2 separate regions of the Mus musculus genome follow, and region 2 is linked to region 1. Evidence: chromatin loops called from intact Hi-C (ENCODE). Cell type or tissue: left cerebral cortex. All regions are shown on one strand. Links, peaks and the distances in the headings refer to the core of each region. The heading gives the core; the rest is flanking DNA. Region 1 holds the start of Tmem69 (transmembrane protein 69). Region 2 holds the start of Pik3r3 (phosphoinositide-3-kinase regulatory subunit 3).

Region 1 (10,246 bases), core at 1,956-6,955:
CCAGAGTTATATATAAAGCTGGCTTTGGGCTATCGAGTAGGTAAGTGATGGTGCTTCGTTTCTTTGGAGGAAGGACTGCCTTCTGCTTTTTAAAGTTGCATGGTGACACATGATAGCATTGTATCTTCCTCATACACACTTGAAATGATGGGGAAAGCCAAGTTCTTGGAGGCAAAGAGGAAAAGTTCTGCAGTAGACATGTCTTGAGAGAAAGTATGTCTATTCTGCCAGCTCCAAGTCTCACTGTAAAAGGGTTCTTCAGCATCTATGAAGGAAACAGAACCAGAAGACAAAGTTTAAAAATAAGAACACATGGTACAGAGAAATACATGTAGGCAAAACACCACATATATAAAGTAATAAATTGGAGGTGGGGGGGATGGCTCAGTGATTAGGAGCACTGGCTGTTTCTCCAGAGGATCCAGGTTTGATTCCTGCCACATGTGGTGGCTTACAACCAATTGTAATTCCAGTTCCAAGGAGATCTTACACCTTCTCCTAGCTTCCACACACATCACATACAGGTGGAACACAGATATACATGTAGGCAAAACACCCATACACATTTTTAAAAAAAAGCTCTTTAAAAAATATCACTTTGAAATTAAAAGGAGCACTACTTACCAGTCATGGTGAGCCCCGAGAAGCATGCAGGGACTGAGCTCCTGCTGGTCTTTACTCCTTTTGTCTTCAGTAAGAATGCTTTTCCTTCAGCTGCCTACATGGCCATTCTTCTTTTCTAACCTCCTATTTATGTTATATAATCCTGTCTATTATTTTCTGGTAGGATTTATTCTTATTTTCATGTGTGTGGGTACCCTCAGTGGAAGCTTCAAGTCCTTTAATGATGAATTAGCAGTGGTTGTGAGCCACCCAACATGGGTGCTGGGGTCAAACTAGAGCCCTGGTCCTCTCTATTTTTTTATTTTATTTATTTATTTATTGGTTTTTCGAGACAGGGTTTCTCTGTAGCTTATTTATTGGTTTTTCGAGACAGGGTTTCTCTGTGTAGCTCTGGCTCTCCTGGAACTCACTTTGTAGACCAGGCTGGCCTCGAACTCAGAAATCCGCCTGCCTCCCGAATGCTGGGGTTAAAGGCATGTGCCACCATGCCCGGCTTCTCTCTATTCTTGATATTCCCTATTCTCTTTCCCTGATGTATAGTACTCCATAGCAGTTATTATTTGACATAGTAAATATTTTACTTATTTATAATTTGCCCATTGTTTTCCTTCCTCACTTGAATACATATTTCTATATCTGCCATAGCCAAACAGTTATTGACAAATAGTGCTCAACTAACCTTTGAAGATGCTCCAGAAACTTTCTGGATGAAGTGTAGCATTCTGGTTTCTGCTCAGGGTTTTGTCCAGGGAAAATGCAATTCCGATTCATATATTTTTATAGTTGAGGGGGATGGCTGAATTTGAAGCAACGCCCTATACATAAAACAAGATATCGCTTAATTGTATACATTTTATACATTTATAAGAAGTCGTTGCTGGGCAGTGGTAGTGCACGCCTTTAATCCCAGCACTTAGCATTGGGAGGCAGAGGCAGGCGGATCTCTGAGTTCAAGGCCAGCCTGGTCTACAGAGTGAGTTCCAGGACAGCCAGGGTTATACAGAGAAACCCTGTCTCAAAAAAAACCCAAAACAACAACAACAACAACAAAAAGTCAAGAAAATCTCTTCGATGAAACATAATTTATTTTGATTTATTTATGTATTTATTTGCCAAAGTGTCACATATTAAGGAAATACGTTTTGTGCTGTTTTTGTTTTCTGAAGAATAATTTTAGTTTTGGCTGTTTGGTTTAATAAAAAGAGCAATGTGAAACTGAACATTTGGATTTAGCAAACATCTCTACCACTTCTTAGGCACCAGTGCCTCATCTTTAAAACTGACAGTTATACCTTTTGTTCCCAATAATCATATATTCTCTTTAGTTATTGTGTACTCGGGGCTGTGGAATTTTTACACTATAAATGAGAGCAGCCACAAATATCGCTTTGTTGTGAATCAAGCAATGTAATTAAATGTTTTCCATATATTCTCCACCTTTTGGAATTCAGTAACCAGTGGAGCACGTGTTTTCTAATTTTGGAGGATTATAATCAGGCTGAAGCCCTGAGACAGAAGCTGATGTGGAGATTAAAAAACTAAAAGCCGTGGCCAACTCGCTCATTCCACGAAAAAAAAAAATGACCAAATGTTTTCATTTCGCCAACGCAACTACCACAAACTGGAAGCTCCTAGCTGACATTTTAGCGACACGAGCGGAATTTAGACACAAAAGGTCCTTAAGACGCGTGGGGTAACTATACATCTATATACCAATACCAATCCTTAGTGACCCCACCACCACCTCCTTCCCAAAGTGTACCCTTGACAACCCTGAAACGTACTTGCCACCATCACACGGCGCAAAAGTTGAACAAATTCAACCAGAAACACCGAAACAACACTTCCGGCAACTGGAATCACACAGCCCCCCCACTTCCTGAGTGCAGGAAAATGGGTCCGGATGGGAATTAACGGTAGCAAGTTCCGACTCTTCTCTTTCCGTTTTTGAATGCTTCCCTCCCTCAGTTATTTTACATTATTTTTAATGTGGATGTTCATGCATGTGCCCACTCAGGCGAGAGGCTTGGATTCCCCACAGTATAGGTGCTGGGAGCTGATCTGAGGTTCTCTGTAAGAGCAGTAAGTGCCTTTAACCACAGAGCTGAGGGCTAGTCTAAAATATTCTAATTGAAGTCAGCTTTCAGATACCTTACAAGTCTCTGTTATGGGATCTCTAACCAGTTTAACACACACACACACATATTCAGGAAGTAGAGTACAATTTCTGAAATAACCCCCAGTAACAGTAGTGGAAGAAGCTAGGAGGAGACTTGGAGTTGGCTGATTTGGCCTACGGAATTATTTTATTTTTTTAAAGGCAGGATTGCCTGGAACGCTTAACTTGCAAAACAACGTTGTTGAGTCGACTGGACACATCTTCCTCCGCATTTGAGTCCTTTATTACTACCACTGGGCGAGAAAGAGGTGTTGATTTTGTTTTTACCTTATTCTCTATTACCTAGAAATTACATTGAGGAATACAGAAGACTGGGGCCCAACATTCAGAATTCTATGAATCAAAGTGTGGCGTTAGGGGCATTGAGCTTGAAGGTCATCCAGGAAGTAACATTGTTGAATTTATCCTCTGTGTGATTTATTCTAAGTCTCCTCTCCCACCCCCAACCTGCCATCTGTCGACCAAAAGGAACAGCTACCAAGTACTTCGAGCGTTCTTGGCTCCTTGTGTAAAAAGCTGAAGACAAAAAGGAGAGTTCATTTACGTAGGGACTCCTTTTTGACTACTTCCTCCATTCTAAGCAGTAAAACTAACTTCCTGAAACATTCGTTTTTAGTGAGACGCTGTCCGCCAGTTTTATTACCTTCTCTGGCAAGGTTGTACGGTCCCTTCCTGTCGTGCAATAGCCAAGAGAGTGCTTATAGACTCTTTTGGGGGTTTATTAGCAAAGACTGGGCTGGAGCAGATTTCAACCCTCCATTCTGGCGGCTCCGTGACGCCTGCAATGCCCATGAACTACAACTCCCGGCAGGTAGTGCGCCCACACCGCCGCGCATGCTCTAGTCCGGAGGGGCGGGAGTATGTGTGTGTCTATGGCTTGCCTAGGACTGTAGTTTCCACGGCGCGCGCCTGTGAATGGAGGGGCAAAGGTGTACAGGGCTCGGAAAACACACTCTTCCGCTACTTGTTTGACAATTCTAGTAGTTGGCGAAGCATCTGGTTCACAATCGAGGTGTGAGAAGGTGAAGAAAGAATGGGTGGGGGAAGAACTGGTACAAATATATCCTCCCATATTCACGTGCTCCCAGGCCGGAGGACCCGGCTGGGAGCTTTAAAGGGGCGTGCTGAATTCGGCTGGTCCTCGCCCCAAGAGCGGCACAAGGAGAGGCGAAGGCTTTGCGGAAGGGAGAGTGGACCGACCGGCGTCGCGCCGAAGGGCGCCGGGGGCGGGGCGGGAAGTAACCGCTGCAGGAGCAGCCCAACGTTTCCAGAGCGAGCCGCGGGCGCCCGGGCGGGGTCACGAAAGCTGGAGCTCACGCCTGCGCGTGCGCCGGTGCTAGTGGGCGTGAAGGAGGCGGGCCGAAGCGGCAGAGGGAGGGCCCAGCCGGCCGTCGCTCCTCCTCCACCCGCTCTGCCCCCTCCTGGGCCTTGTGGGCCGGGCAGCCATTTTGGGAAGAGCTTTGTTATGGTTGTGGGCTAGTCACCTCTGCTGGTCGGAGAAGCTGAGGACGCGTCCTCAGACGCCGCGAGTCGTCCTTGACCGTAGCCCCGCCGCTGCCGGGTGAGTATGGGTCCTGGACACCGAGCAGAAGGAGACCTGGAGTGGTCCCGGCACGGGCTCCGCCGGCACCTAACTGGCCGTCTAGGAAAACTAGTTAGAAGAAGGTCTTGCACAGGTGGTTGGGTGTGGGTCCGCCGGGGTGGACGAGGGACCTGGGAGTCGCCGAGTTGGAACGTCCCCCTCCCCCCCGCCAACGGGAGGAGTCTTGCACACTAGCGTCGCCGCGGCGGTTCCAGAGCTCTCCGACTTCAACTTCAGTTCCCGGTCGGAAACGCTCACCTGCGGCTCCGGCTCCTCTCCAGGAGTTCCGGCTTGATAGTGGTTGAGTGATTTGGTTTACTTGGGTTTTATTATCATTATTATCATTACTATTATTATTATTATTATTTTACCTTTCTTTAAAATAAGAGCCGAAGGCTTCTGTTTTCCAGTTAAGAGAAACTTAACGAGGAAAAAGTCGTGTAAGTCAAATGTGGACTATCTGGGCGAAAGGGAACTTCCACGCCCGGAGTCGCGGTTCTCTGGGGTAGGGAGACCTTTTCAACTTCAGATTGTCTTACTGGTTATCTACCAAACTCCGTCCCATTGGAGTGGAAGTTTGATTAGTTGAAGTGGCTTAACTAGTCGTTTTTATTCCATGCTAAATCTTCCCAACCCATAAAATTCAAAAGATACTGAATCTAAAATGGCTGTAGCCTGAGGAAGAACCCTGTTTAAATGCTTAAATATAATAACATTTCAGTCGTTTTTTCCCCTATGGGACGTTTTCTCTTAGGAGTTTTTGACAATTGGTACCTTTGAAGAGGGTAGGTGTAAGCGAAGGTGAGGCTCAGGAAGTTTACTGCAAAAGTTTACATAAGAATGGGTGCGGTTTTTTGTTTTTGGTAGTTGTGAATAGTTCTGAAATTGTGCTGTGGTATCAGTTTTGTCTGCCACTTTTGTACTCTGAGGTTGGCATGTATAATGTGTTGAATAGTTTAACTTTGATAACTCTTACCCGGAAAACCAGAAGTTAGTGGTGGTTCATGGTTTTTGTTTAGTAATAAAGCCACTTTTTTTGTAAATCTCATCAAAAACTAAAGAGTATTAGACGCCAGTAGACAGATTTGTAGTTTGTTGGTGGTCGAATGTTTTTTGTTTTCAAAATGGGTTTGTCAGTGTAGCCCTGCCTATTCTAGAACTCACTCTGCAGTCCTTGCTGGGCTTGAACTCAGACCCTGAGTCCTGGGATTAGAGCGCTTTTATCACTTCTGCTCCACTCATGAGGTCTCATGTTTTTTATGGTAGTTTTCACCTCAGAACCCAAGAAATTTGGGCATTTACAAAATAAAGAAACAATTTTGCAAGTGAAAATATATTCTGAAGTGTAATGCTAGGTCCTTCTCTCCCACTTTTTTTTTTTAACTAAAGGCAAGCTTCGCTTACAAAACAAAACAAAACAAAAAGACCCTGCCAGAAGTGCAAAAAAACAATAGCAAATTTTAATTTTTGGAAAGGTGTGATTGAGTGAAATTTCTGTCTATTTAAAAGATAAGATAGAGTGCAAATTGTGGATCTTTGACGATCCATTCCCAGGATAAACTGCCACCTTTCATAGAGTTGGTTTCAATTACATTTATATATTCATTTAGACGGTAAAATTTTTGTTCTAGGAATTTTTTTCTTATGTATATGGGTAGTGTGCCTGTATGTATTCCTGTGTAAACGTACATATAGGTCCCATTGAGGTCAGAAGATAATGGATCCCCTGGAACTGGGGTTAAAGACAGTTGTGAGGTGGTGTCATGTGAGTGTTGGGAGTCAAACCTGGGTACTCTGGAAGAGCAACAAGTGCTCTTAACTGCTAAACCATCTCTTCAAAAGCCCAGGAAATATTTATTTACTTATTTATTTTGTTGGTCTTGGAAGAAAATCATTTAAAGTTCTTTTTGAAAATTAGAATTGCTTTCTGTCTTGACATTATTTTACAGTACTAAATTCACCTTTTTTACCTTTCTTCTGAGTGTTCTAAAATGGCTTGCATTTATTTGTTAGTCTAACCTTTCAGTTTATTGTGGACAGTGTGCTTTAAGAATTCGTGAAGTTGGGAGACGGAATGGGAAGCCTTTATTTTGAAGTAACAGAATTCTTTTTTGTTTGTTTGTTGTTGGTTTTTTTTTTTTTTTTTGGAGTTTTTTTGGAGTTTTTTTCTGTGTAGCCTTGGCTGACCTGGAGCTCACTCTATAGATCAGGCTGGCCTGGAACTGGGTTCCATCTGCCTTCAAATGCTAGAATTATCTAAAGGAGTATACCACCCTGTCAGGCTTTTTTTTTTTTTTTCTTCCTCCAACCATTTTAATAATTTGTACATGATAAGAAATCTGTGAGTGTACTTGTGTGTGTTTCTGTATACATAGAGACACACAAATTTGTTGAGACAGAGTACTACTATGTAGGACAGTGGTTCTCAGCCTTCTAATGCTGAGCCCCTTTTAATATAATTTCCCATGTTGTGGTGAGGAATTCCCACCATAAAATTATTTTGTTTCTACTTCATAACTTTAGTTTTTCTGCTTTTAGGGATTATAATGTAAACATCTGTTATGTGACCCCCTTAAGCCCACAGGTTAAGAGCCACTGGTGTAGATTCATGCTGATCCAGAACTCACAGAGATCTACCTGCTTCTTCTGCCTGTCCTATGCTGAAATTAAAGGCATTCTCCGCTGTATCTGGCTACTTTTTATTTTCAGTGTAGGCGATTAAACCCAGTCTAGTGTATGCTACAAAACATACTGTCACTAAACTATATACCACCAGCCTATAATTTATTTTCTAAAGTATGAATTAATTCTGTTATTAACATGCATGAATATTTTGCCGGTGTGTATGAGTGTCACGTTTGTCTGGCACCCTCGGAGGTCTGTGTTGGGCCTTGGATCCCTGGGACTGGAGTTACAGACAATTGTTAGCTTGGGTTCTTGGAATTAAACTCTGGTTCTCTGAAAGAGCAATTGGTCTTAACCACTGATCCAGATCTCCAGCCCATATGATTGATTTATGGTTTCTCAAGCTAGCCCTGACTGTCCTCAAACTTTGTAAACTGCTGGCATGAACTCAGAGATCTACCTGCCTCTGCTTCCCGGTTGCTGGGATCAAAGGTGTCTACTGCCACTGCCCCATTCTTTCTCTCTCTCTCTCTCTCTCTCTCTCTCTCTCTCTCTCTCTCTCTCTCTCTCTGTGTGTGTGTGTGTGTGTGTGTGTGTGTGTGTGTAAGTAAGTAAGTACACTGTTGCTCTCTTCAAACACACCAGAAAAGGGCATTGGATCCCATTACGTATGGTTGCTGGAAATTGAACTCAAGATTTCTTAAAGAGCAGTCGGTGCTCTTAACTGCTGAACCATCTCTCCAGCCCTATAATAGAGGTTTTTAAAAATACTCATTTAAACAGTTCTCAATCTTCTTTCAGAAGACAGCAAATCTTAATCTTATAGTTTAAGACTAATGTGCCAGAAAAGACTGTAAACTATATCAGCTTTTCTTTTTTCAGTCCTGCTCACAGAAGGCAGACTATGAGACTATAAATATTTATTAATAAATGCCTAGGCCATAAGCTTTGGCTCATTTCCTTTCTAGCTTGTAACTTATTTAACCATTTAAACTATTCTGTCTCCCATGTGGTTAGTTACCTCTCTTTCAGTCTCAGCCTTCTTCCCTCAGAGTCTCTCCAAGTTCATCTAACCTTCTGGTTATGCTGGTCTCCTCTGTTTTTCCAGTCTTTTATCTCATTATTTCCCAGAATCTTCTCTTCTTACAACATCCCACCTCCTGTTTCCTGCCTCAGCTTATTGGCCATCAGCTTTTTTATTGACAGGTGATGTTTATAAGAGATTCTCCATTTGTCCAAACTGCTTTTCCCCCCTTCTACCCTGGAGACTAGCTATGTCTACCCTGGAACTCACTGTGTAGACCAGGCTGGCCTCAAATTCAGAAGTTTGCTTGCTGCTGCCTCCCAGGGGCTGGGGGTCAAAGCTGTGTGTCCCATGTCTGGCTCAAAGTACTTTGTATTTATTACCTTAATTAATAATGGTTGTGAGTCCATATTGTGGGGTTGTTTTTTACCTTCCTGGTACTGGGAATTGATTGAACTGAACACCTCATGGCTGGTAAGCCAACCCTCTTACACTTAATTTTATCTTTATTGTTGTTATTTAAGACCATGTCTCACTAAGTTGTCATGGCAGGCCTTGAACTGTGAACCTCCTGCTTTGCCTCCTTTCAGGTAGCTATGATTGGGTGTGTGTGACGTCATGCTTTGCTAAGCAGATGTTTTTTTCCTTACTTTGTGTTGTGAAACATGAAGATGAGATGCACTTGACTAGTAGACAAACCTAAGTAAGCTGTCACGGTGTTTACTACTGAAGTACTATATGTGTCTTTGCTCTTGTGTGGTTGGTTGAGGGCATTTGTTCTGTTGTGTTTTGTTTTGAGACCTGGTTTCACTCTGTAGCCATGATTGGCTTGGAATTTGCTGTGTAGATATAGTTGCGTCAAACTCAGTAGAGATCTGCCTGCTTCTGTCTCCCTAGTGCTTAAGTTAAAGGCCTGTGCCACATCGACCTTAGTTGATTTTTTTTGTTTGTTTGTTTAGTTTTTCAGTGATGGAGGTTGAACTTTCTCACCCCACCCCTAGTCCTGGTTGCTTTTAAACATGAAAGTTAAACTGTTGTAACATTAGGGGGCATGAGCCATTTTAAGGTATCCTAACAAAACTTGTTTATAGAAAAGGCAAAATTTAGGGCAGACAATAGCGCTTAGTTGGGTAGAGTTATTTGCTGCCAAGCCTGAGAGGGTCTGAGTTTGATCCCTGAGATCCACATGGAGGTTAGGAGAGACTAACTCCATTATATTGTCCTTTGACCTGCACACTCATGCTGTGTGATAAAAAAGAAAAGAAAGGCAAATTTGAGTCAGGGAGATGCTGGGGCATAAAGTACTTGCCTCCTACGCATGAGGACTTAACATTTCTTTTTTGTTGTTGTTGGTTTTTTTGTTGTTGTTGTTGTTGGTTTGGTTTTTTTTGTTTTTTGTTTTTTTTTTTTTTGTTTTGTTTTGTTTTTTGAGACAGGGTTTCTCTGTATAGCCCTTGAACTCAGAAATCCTCCTGCCTCTGCCTCCAAGTGCTGGGATTAAAGGGGTGCGCCGCCACCACCCGGCAGGATTTAGATTTCTATCTGTAGAAATCCTGTGCAAGCAGAGACAGGAGAATCTGGAAACACATGGAACTAACCTGGCATATGCAGCAGCAAATCAGACCCTGTCTCAGACAGGGGAGAAGACATGGGCTGACATTGGAGATGCCTCCAACGTGCAGTGAGTGGCACAAGTTCACCTGCATTCATAGGAGCACACACAGGTCTATCTGTCAGTCTTTCTTTCGTTCTTTCAAATAGAAAAGGCACATTTGCATTTGTGTTGTGGGAGGATCTTGGTATTCCAGGTAAGATAATATTTACTTTGTAAGTCGTTGTATTGGTGTGGTCTAGAAATTAGCTTGTTTTTGTTTATGCTGAAGATCTAACACTTCAAATGACTTTTAAACCCAATGATTTCTGTTTGCTATTGCACTCTGCCTCAAACAAAACTACCGGAAGTCAAAATACTAAAAAATGGTTTTATAAGAGAAGCTGAACTTCTTCTGTCTATGGGTATACTTTAATTGTAAGGTTCATTCATTACCTAATATGGATTGAATTTTATAGGTGATTTCAAATACACTAAAAGTTATAGAAAGGCAACTATTACTTTATATTCCTCTACCAAAGCAATCATCAGCCCATAACTGGTTTGTTTGGCAAACAAATTTTTCAGCAAAACAGGCACTGGAGGTAGTACTGTTAGCAC
Region 2 (9,627 bases), core at 4,628-9,627, 340 kb before region 1:
CTAACAGCACAGGCGTTAACATATAGCCCAAGGCTGTTCAGAGGGGCTGATGTGAGCAGTCTTTAAGAATGGCAGAGAAAGGAGTTTGCCATTTTATACTGTAGTGTGTCACATGGAGGATAAATTTTTACTGTTCTGATACTTATAAATACTTTGCTATAGTGTGGTGTTTGGACCAAAGAAGGCAAGGAGATTAGGAAGCTGTTCAAATGTGATTCAAGCCAGGTGTGGTGGCACACACCTTTAATCCCAGCACTCCAGAGGCAGAGGCAGGAGGATTTCTGAGTCAGCCTGGTCCACAAAGTGAGTTCCAGGACAGCCAAGGCTACACTGAGAAACCCTGTCTTGAAAAACAAACAAACAAACAAACAATCAAATGTGATTCAAGAAATTGGAGGATTCTGGGGACTGCGGACAGAGCTTGACCTGTAGGGCATTTGCCTCATCTGTATGAGGCCTTGGGTTTAGTCCCCAGCACTACACACAACCAGTTACAGTGGCACACACCTGTCATACCAGGACTGAGGGTGTAAGGCTGGAAAATCAGAGGTTCAAGCTCATACTTGACTGTATAGTGAATTGGAAGCTGTTGTGGTAAATCTCCAACCCAAATAAGCCCGTGCAATGAAAACACAACTCAATTAATATGAATACAAGCTGCGAGCCTAGATTGGGCAGGTCCACCACTACCCTACTCTATCCCCCAGCTAGGAGATCCCTTATAACTTGCGGTTTCTCCATTTTCTTTCCACCTCCTCCTCTTCTGTCTTCCTCTCTCTCTCCTCCCTCTTCCCTTCTCCTTAAAAATTTTCAGCTCCACCTTCCTTTCCAAGGCCCAATCATGGGCTCTAGCCTTTATTTTACAAGTTAAAATGGGGAGAATGTTCACATGAAGTCACCTGAGTAAGTGATAAGTCTCAGGCAGTCCCTCTTGGGAGAAGTAGAATTAGCATCAAAATACAAATAGTACCAGGCCAATTTCCACAACATTTTTCCATTTTTGTCCAATTAAAAGGCTCTTTTTCCATTCTACAATTTATAAAGTATAAGATACACTTAACACCCAGTCTATCAATTTTGTCAATTAAATAAAGCACTCTGCCATCTATCCAACTTAAAAGACTTATAATTCTATACCTGACTTATGTCCTGGTTTTAGATTGTATGTCATCTGAAAATCAACTGGGCTACAAGAGAACCTACCCTGTGTAAATAAAATAGACAAAACAAACACAATTGGCAAGCTGCAATTTGGGCCAGCTTTTTCTTTTCTTTTCTTTTCTTTAATATTCTTTTCTTTTCTTTAAAGATTTATTTATTTTATGTATATGAGTACACTGTCGCTGTTTTCAGACACACCAGAAGAGGGCATCCGATTCCATTACAGATGGTTGTGAGCCACCATGTGGTTGCTGGGAATTGAACTCAGGACCTCTGGAAGAGCAGTCAGTGCTCTTCACCACTGAGCCATCTCTCCAGCCTTACATATATGTAATAAAATATGTACATGTATATACATTTATTTGGCTGCTGGAACTTGCTATGCAGACCAGACTCTGCTAAAACTCAGAGATCTGCCTCCTCCTGCTCAGCCTTCTGAGTGACTGTGACTAAAGGCTCGCACCACCACTCTGGCTTAAGATATATGTTTTAATTATTTTATTTTATGTGTATGAATACTTTGCCAGTATGTATGCCTGTGCACTATATGTGTCAATCGAAGCCAGAAAAGGGCATCAGATCCCCTATAACTGGAGGTACAATAGCGGACCACCACAAGGATGGTGGGAATCTCTGGGAGAGTAGCCCGCACTCTTGACTGCTGAGCCATTTTCTAGCCCCTCGGTGAAACTTTTTCAGGCTTGAAGGCAACTGTATGTATTGGAGAATTAGAAATAAAGAGACCACAGGTAAAAAGTTCAAGGAATCCCAGCTCCTGAGAAGCTGCGACTTACCTGCACGTGCGTCTAGACCATCCTTTTTCCTGGCTCCCACAGCTTCCTGTCAGCTTCCCTTCCCATGCCTGCCATTATTTGTTCCTTTGCCGGCCCTCCTCTATGAGTCTAGAGAACTCACTGTTAAAGATTCTTTCTTACCTAGGTAAAAACATTTGTGGAAACATAAAGAGGCGAGGGGCTGGAGAGACTGGCTCACCAGTTAAGGGTCCTGAGTTCAATTCCTAGCAACCACATGGTGGCTCACAACCATCTATACTGGGATCTGATGCCCTCTTCTGACATGAAGGTGTACATGCAGATAGAGCACTCATACACTAAAAAAAAAAAAAAAAGAGGTGAAACTATAATGTCACAGAAAGGGAATGGACCTGTGGTGGAGACCCTGGCCTCTAGTGTCAGCTCTGTTACTAAGTGACTGCATGACTTTGAACAAGTTCCTTCACTGCTTTGGGTCTCAATTTCTCATCTGTAAAATGAGACTAAAAATACAATCCTCTTCCCCAGGGTTATGGAGACTACATGAGGTAACAGAGCTCACCAGCTGCTTGCCCTGTTTGTGCCCTGCCCTAGCAAAACAGCCTGGACTATTGTTCCTGTCATTTGGATCTCATTTGCTCTGTCTCCTGGTGAGAGCCAAGCTGAAATCTGTTGCCTTGTTGGAGGGGACATTTGTAGAAATGGCATACATATCATCCAGGTGGCCTTTGTGCTGCGGGAAGGGCAGATATTAAAAGAGAGGAACATGTCAGGCTACAGAGAGATGTACTTTCATATCCCTGAAAGCTGAAGGAGAATCCAAGGTGGGAGAGTGTGGCAGAGCAGATTTCCATCATGTGTGATGGGCCTAAGCCCCTTAAGCCCAGGACTTCATCAACGTTTGGACAAATGCCACTTCTTTAAAGCCCACTCATTCATCTACTGTCATAATTCTCAGGGCCTTAGGCTGATATGATTAACTCTATTATGAATAGTCAAATGTTAAAAAAAAAAAGATGAGGGGATGTTAAAAAAAAAAAAGGCAAATGCCATGTAAGAGCGATGCTATTCAGAATGTTAGGCACAGCTATCTCAAGAGATGTCTATCAATCCCCAGGTGAAATGACTTTCTAGAAGATCTACTAACACTGCTCTTTTTTGCAATCTAAGGGAAACTTTTCCACCCAAAAGCACGTGGATTAGGGAGGCCCTAGAAGCTGCAACTGATAATTTTTAGTGCTCTGTTTAGTTTCCATTTATTAAGTGAATTTCTTTAGCTGCATGGGCTAGGTCTCAGGAGATAAGTGGTCAGGGAAGGTGATGGGGGTTGGGGGGAGAAGAGATTGAGGCCAGTGGAATTCTTCCTGAAAGGCTAAAGTTAGTCCTGATGTCAAAGCTAACGACCTCAAGGGAAAAGGTACGTTTCCATTTTGCCAAGCTTTAAAAAAAAATTTGTGTTCAGATGGTACCTTTAATCATGAAGAACTTTTGGCTGAGTTCCAGGCAGAGTCTGCTGGCACAGAGAACTCTGAGATCATCCACTATATTCAGAACACAGAAGAAAAGTCTCATCCATTTCTGAAATATAGGGAAGGGGAGAATGGAGCATATTTGAACAGCTTTGTAATAAAGCAATACCAGGGTTTTAAGTAGGAAGTGCATCCTATCTATTTGGAATTCAGAAAGGTACTATTCTAACTATTAAGTGGCATTGTTTTTTATTCTTAGAGCTTCAAAATAAATTAAGTAGCTTGCATAAATCCAAAAGCAATCTCCAAGCTCAAATATATAAATGAAGGCAGATAGAGTTTGTGATTTACCTAAGGTTAATTTAAAGTAAAGAAAGAGTCAAAAGAAGGAGGGGAGGAAGAAGAGGAGGAGGAAGAAGAAGAGGAAGAAGAGGAAGAAGAAGAAGAGGAGGAGGAGGAGGAGAAGGAGAAGAAGAAGAAGAAGAGAAGAAGAAGAAGAAGAAGAGGAGGAGGAGGAGGAAGAGGAGGAGGAGGAGGAGAAGGAAGAAGAAAGCACCTCCCAAAGCAGCAGGTTGTGACCCAGAAGTTTGAGCTCTGAAAGCTGAATTTAATCCACAGTCAGGCCAAATATAATCCTGCAGTATGGAAGTGGTCCAGAACACCAGAGCTAACATTTTTTTTTAACCTTTGCCAAAGAGCCAAAGGCAGTTAAATGCCATGAATCAGAACCTTGATTCTGTTTCTTTCTTTTTTTTTCTTTTTCTTTTCTTTCCTTTTCTTTTCTTTTCTTTTCTTTTCTTTTTTTGGTTTTTCGAGACAGGGTTTCTCTGTATAGCCCTGGCTGTCCTGGAACTCACTTTGTAGACCAGGCTGGCCTCAAACTCAGAAATCTGCCTGCCTCTGCCTCCCAAGTGCTGGGACTGATTCTGTTTCTTAACTGAAAGAAAAGCCAACATCCTGTGATAGGCACTTCCCACCATGGTAGGACGCTGACTGAAGCCCATCTTAAAGGGAATGTTTTCTTTCTGGACATCATCATAGCTTCTTGTGCCACTCATCCCTTGGAAATCTCCTATGTAAAGGTCTATTTAAATTGGAGATTTGGATCATTCACTTTTTGGTGGTAAGATTGAATTATTGCAGTCTTAGGGTTACTATTGCTGTGATGAACCATCAGTATCAAAAGCAACTTGTGGAGGAAAGGGTTTCTTTTCCTCACAGTTCCTTAGAACGGTTCATCATCAAAAGCAGTGAGGGGAAGAATTCAAGCAGGATAGGAACCTGTAGGCAAGGACTGAAGCAGAAGCCATGGAGACGTGCTGATTATTGGCTTGCTCCCCCTGGCTTGCTTAGCCTGCTCTCTTATAGAACCAGGATCACCAATCCAGAGATGGCATCACCAACAATGGGCCGGGCCCTTTTACATCCACCACAAATGAATAGGATTCCCTACAGGCTTGCCTACAGGCCTATCTTATGAAAATGTTTGTGGTTGTTATTGTTTTGTTTTGTTTTTCTGAGCTAATGTTTCTCCGTGTGGTTCTAGCTGTCCTGGAACTCACTTTGTATACACCAGGCTGCCCTCCAACTCAGAGATCTACCTGCCTCTGCCTCTTGAGTACTGGGATTAAAGGTATGACCACCACTGGGGTGGCTTAAAGACATTTTTTTTTTAATTGAAGTTCCTTTCTCTATCCAGCACAATTGCTTGAATGCCGTGGATCAACCTTGATCATTAGACTTCTGCTGTGTTACCTTTTCACCCTGTCCTGATAAACCCTAGATATTGGTAAGGCCTGGGTGACTACTCTGTGTATCAGAAAGGGAAACCCATCACTAACTGGTCAAGCTCGGTCCAGGCAAAAGTTGCTGTGGAAACATGAAAAGCCATTATTATCTTTTCCACACTTTTGTCTCTTTAGTCTCATTTTCTTTGGGAATGCACAGGGAGGGACACCTGTGTATACCAACTTGCCCTTGACTGACTGCTCAGCCTTTTGAGTTATCTAATGTGAATACTTTTGGCACTCAGATATGGTGAAGTACAGACTGCTGGGAAGCCAGCCACAAATTAGAGTTGTTCTTCTAACATCTTCTACCTGAAGGAGCAGTTCAGGAGATTAAAATTAATGAGCCCTGCCCCAGAGCTGCTTAGCTTTTGAAATACATTTCAACTGAAGAGACAAAAGAAAGCATCTCCAGGATTCTAAAAGAATTCTAGTGTGCTTCTCTAATTTGTTTCCTTAGTGCTTTACCCTCTCTGTATTTTCTGAATTCTTGTCCTTTTACTTTGTATCCAGTTTGTACACATTTTGATTTTGACTGTTTCCTGGGCCTGTTTCAACTCAGTACACCCACATACACACACACACACACACACACACACACACACACACACACACACACACACACCCTCCCCCCCCCCCCCTTTTTTGTTTTTTTCCAGATAGGATTTCCTTGTGTAGACCTGGCTACCTTGGAACTAACTCTGTAGACTAGGCTGGCCTCAGACTTAGTTTTTGAACTCAAGAGATCTGCTTGCCTCTCTCTCTAGAGTGCTGGGTCTAAAGGAATGAGCCACCGTGACTGGCTTAACTCAGAGCACTTTTAAGAAAAGGTAGAACCCAGCTGGGCAGTGGTGGCGCATGTCTTTAATCCCAACACTTGGGAGATAGAGACAGGCGGATTTCTGAGTTTGAGGCCAGCCTGGTCTACAGGGTGAGTTCCAGGATAGCCAGGGCTACACAGAGAAATCCTGTTTCAACAAAACAAAGCAAAACAAAAACCAAACAAAAACAAACAAACAAAAAAACAAAACAAGAAAGGCAGAACCCTTTAGGAGGTAGAGGATTAAAAGTGGAGACCCTTCTAGAGGCCAGTCAATACACAGAGCTACTGAGGATAGGTTTTGCTCAAGCTTAAATCAGGTTGTCAACTCAAACACAATGGGCTTTGTTACTCCAGTGTAAAGAGGAAACAGCCGTTTTGGCCTCCTCAGACTGTATTGTATGGCAGGATGGCAATTCTAGGCACAGGTTAGCTATTCAGGGTTCCCCAGCAAGTTAATTAGCTGTTTCTGAAATGCATGAAAATGTTCAGCATTTTTTCTGAAGCAAGTCTCAGAACTTTAAGCTTGGAAGGAGGGACCTGTGTGTTAGGAAGTGGGAAACAGAAAAGCGCCTTTTTGGTAGGGGAATGCAACACCTGTGACTTACCACAGAAAACACACAGACACTGTAATTTAAAAAATCTATTTAATTCTTATTTCTTTATTTTCTGATTTGAGTACTAGAACTGGAGGGCTCGATGAGATGCCTCACTCTTTGCTTGAGCGTAACTATGGGTTCTAAAGTCCTTCAGTGTGAAGCGGAGTAGCGGGGGGGGGGGGGGATGACTCCCCAAGGAACATTCAAGGTTCAGGTACCCTCAGGGAGTGTGTGTGTGGGGGGGGTGGGGTGGGGGACGATGGGGATCTTGTCTGGACAGAGAGTCCTGCAAGTGGGCTTGGCGACCTTTGCTGTATCTGATGATTTAACACCGGGGTAGGGGAGGGCGAACGCAGCAAGGTGAAGAGGTTTGTGAGGAGGAACTCTGCCCAGAGACTTCCAATGGAGCAGAAGAGTGTGCGCCCCGCCAAGTGACAGCACGCCCCGCTGCCGCCGCTCCCCTCCCCCCGCAGCTAGTCTCCAGGCAGAAGAGTCTCGCGCCAGCCCGTTCTCCCCCTCGTCACTCGTCCGGGAGGACCGAGCCACAGCGGGAAGCCCCGCCAGTCTCCGGGCAGCTTGAGCCCCCGAGCGCTCGCCCAGCCTGTCAGTAACCGCCGTTTGCGCCTTCTTTCTTTCTCCACACCCCCTCTTCTTCCTCCTCTTTTCTTTTCCCCTCTGCCTTTGTCCCGCTTAGTAACTGAGGTCCGACCAATCGCCGCCTTACCGGCCGGCGCCGGCTATCTCCTGATTGGCTCGCTTGGGGCGCGCAGCCGTCTCCGCTCCTCAGCTGGAGCAGGGCAGACAAAAGACGCAGGCTCGGGCTCCGGCAACCGGGCTCAGCCAATCACCATCCGCCCCCCACTCTTGGAGGAGCTCGCGTGCGCCCGGCTCCGACTCCTGGCGAGCGGCCAGCGCCCGGACTGTACCATTCTGAGCGAGGCTAGGGGGTAATGGCAAAGTCTGATTAAAGTGTCGAGTCTCGCAGGCTGACGGGGAGAGTTAAAAGTCGAAGCGGAGGGTGGTGGCAGTCTTCATTTCTTAGGCACTTGACAATCTTTGCAGTTAAGGTGCAAAGGAGTGGAAAGGACAGTCGAGCTACCGGCTCTTCCTCCTGTCCTGCCCGGTTGGTTGGCGCCTCAGCGGGGGTGGCAAGGGGGGAGGGCGGGGGAGGAGGTCCCCTCAGCGCAGTTAAAATGAAACTCTAGTGGTTGGAGCCAGGGCAGAGCGTGAGGGGAGCCGGCGCTGTCGTGGTTACCTTTACTACTCGGGCACAGTCGAGCTGACTGGACTCTCCAAGGGGTCGCCATCCCGAAGCTGCGGAAGCTTGGGTTCCCAGCCTGACGCGAATAGAGCCCGAGTCCCAATCCCAGAGGGAATCGCTCTCCGCAGACCAGTGGGACCCCGAAACTTGAACGCAAACCCCCTTTTCAAGCCTTTGTCACTTCCCCAGCTTTCTCCCAACGCGTTCTTTTTTCCCCCTTCCTCTCCATTCTCTCTTCTCCGAAGGACACAAAAGTGGCTTCCGCTGAAAGATTAGGAGGCGGTGGGAGCTTTTCCCTTTGGAGAGCGATTGTGTAGGAAGGATTTTCGGGAAGCTGCTTTTTAACACCACTGCTCTTTGCTTTCCGAGCTTCCCTGTAACCCTCTGAGGTAAAAACCCCGTAGCTTGAAAGTTCGGGGTATTTTGTTGGGTGCTTTAGGAGGAGAGAAGAGGAGGACCTTGTCCTCATCCTAGTAGTTTGGCTGGACTTGTACTGGCCGTTGGAAACCCCCAAGTACATTTCCGTGTGGAACTTTTGCAAATATATATTTAGATTTTAAATATCAGATAAAAGATATATATGCTTTTTATATATTTCCCGACGACCTGCCCCTGACAGCGCGATGTACAATACGGTGTGGAGTATGGACCGCGATGACGCAGACTGGAGGGAGGTGATGATGCCCTATTCGACAGAACTGATATTTTATATTGAAATGGATCCTCCAGGTATTTGAGAGCAAACTTGTTATTTTTATTATTTTTTAAAATTTTTGGATGGGTCTGATTTGTGCTTAACAAAACCCCGGTGACGTTTTCAGGCCAGAAGTATTCTTGGGTGCGCCAGGTTCGGGATGAGGGGTAGATTGCAGTTATAGCTGCAGTAAAACTGCTCTGGCTTACACCTTTAAAGTTTGCAGTTAGGACCCTGATCCCATTGTCCTGAGGGGGTGGGGGCGGGGGGACTGGAGTGGGAGGAAAGACCCGTTTTGGTTTGGCCTTTGCATGTCATTCAGGGTTTTGACGGCCCTCCACTTTTTTTTTTTTTTTTAATCAAGATTTCTGCTGGCAAGGGATGTATTATAATCCATGCTTGAAGAATTTCCCTTTGTGGCGATTCCTTAAAGCTTATACTTTAGTGCAGTTATCTGCTATGGTTCGTTGTTATTTTACCTTGGTTAACTTTAGAAACTGAGTTGCCTTTGTGATTATTCATTTTGAGACTCCGTGCTTCTCTCATAGAAACCAAATGCCGGTTAGTGATTTTCAGGGATTGTGCGTTCTTATTCATTCATGGCCTTAGTCTGAGGCTTTTTTTCTCCTATGCATATAGTTTCTTAGGTCTGCATGTAGTATTTTACTACTCGTTAATTAATTTATGGTGATTTAACTTAATTTGGGGGGTAGAATTGATATAATTTCGACTCTTAAAAATAAAGAATCTTTCTCTTTCCCGTGAATGGGATATATACATATCTGTGATAGGTTTCTATATATGTACATGTGAATTGTACATATAAATATATTTTTATTTGAGGACTTTGAGGCCACTAGAGTTATTTTGTGTTTCTCACAGTGAAGGAGAAAACAAAACAAAACAAAGTTTTTTTGTTCTTTAAAGTGTGCCTCATTTTATGGTTATTATAGCTGTCAGATATTCAAACCCTCTTTGCATTTATAGATGGTGCTTTATGTAATGATTTTAAATAAGCAGAGGGCCTTTGTGATTCTTTGTTTTTAATTGAGGATAAATTGGT

Evidence for each region. A loop is a pair of places that touch in the nucleus more often than their neighbours do. Peaks named below come from ENCODE experiments on the same cell type or tissue, not always from the same donor. Only the 100,000 strongest peaks of a DNase experiment are listed, where the experiment ranks them.
Region 2: a loop joins it to region 1, with 2.6 times the contacts of the local background. A loop is called at or near these places in 1 of 42 quality-filtered maps.

The regions. Positions count from the first base shown.
Region 1 is chr4:116,553,465-116,563,710 of GRCm38, forward strand. Tmem69 (transmembrane protein 69) reads right to left here and starts at 2,479. Exons shown (of 3, transcript NM_177670.4): 1 at 2,409-2,479; 2 at 1,304-1,439; 3 at 1-265. The coding sequence starts at 1,345. Gpbp1l1 (GC-rich promoter binding protein 1-like 1) reads left to right here and starts at 4,194. Exons shown (of 12, transcript NM_029868.3): 1 at 4,194-4,364. In left cerebral cortex, for the core only: a CTCF peak has its summit at 4,234 (motif pointing left); DNase peaks (open chromatin) are centred at 2,498, 3,287, 3,635, 4,138 and 1 more place; H3K4me3 peaks cover 3,904 bases; H3K27ac peaks cover 3,002 bases.
Region 2 is chr4:116,213,815-116,223,441 of GRCm38, forward strand. Pik3r3 (phosphoinositide-3-kinase regulatory subunit 3) reads left to right here and starts at 7,794. Exons shown (of 10, transcript NM_181585.6): 1 at 7,794-8,599. The coding sequence starts at 8,494. In left cerebral cortex, for the core only: no CTCF peak of the experiment used is centred there; DNase peaks (open chromatin) are centred at 7,403, 7,805, 8,581 and 9,063; H3K4me3 peaks cover 3,075 bases; H3K27ac peaks cover 2,794 bases.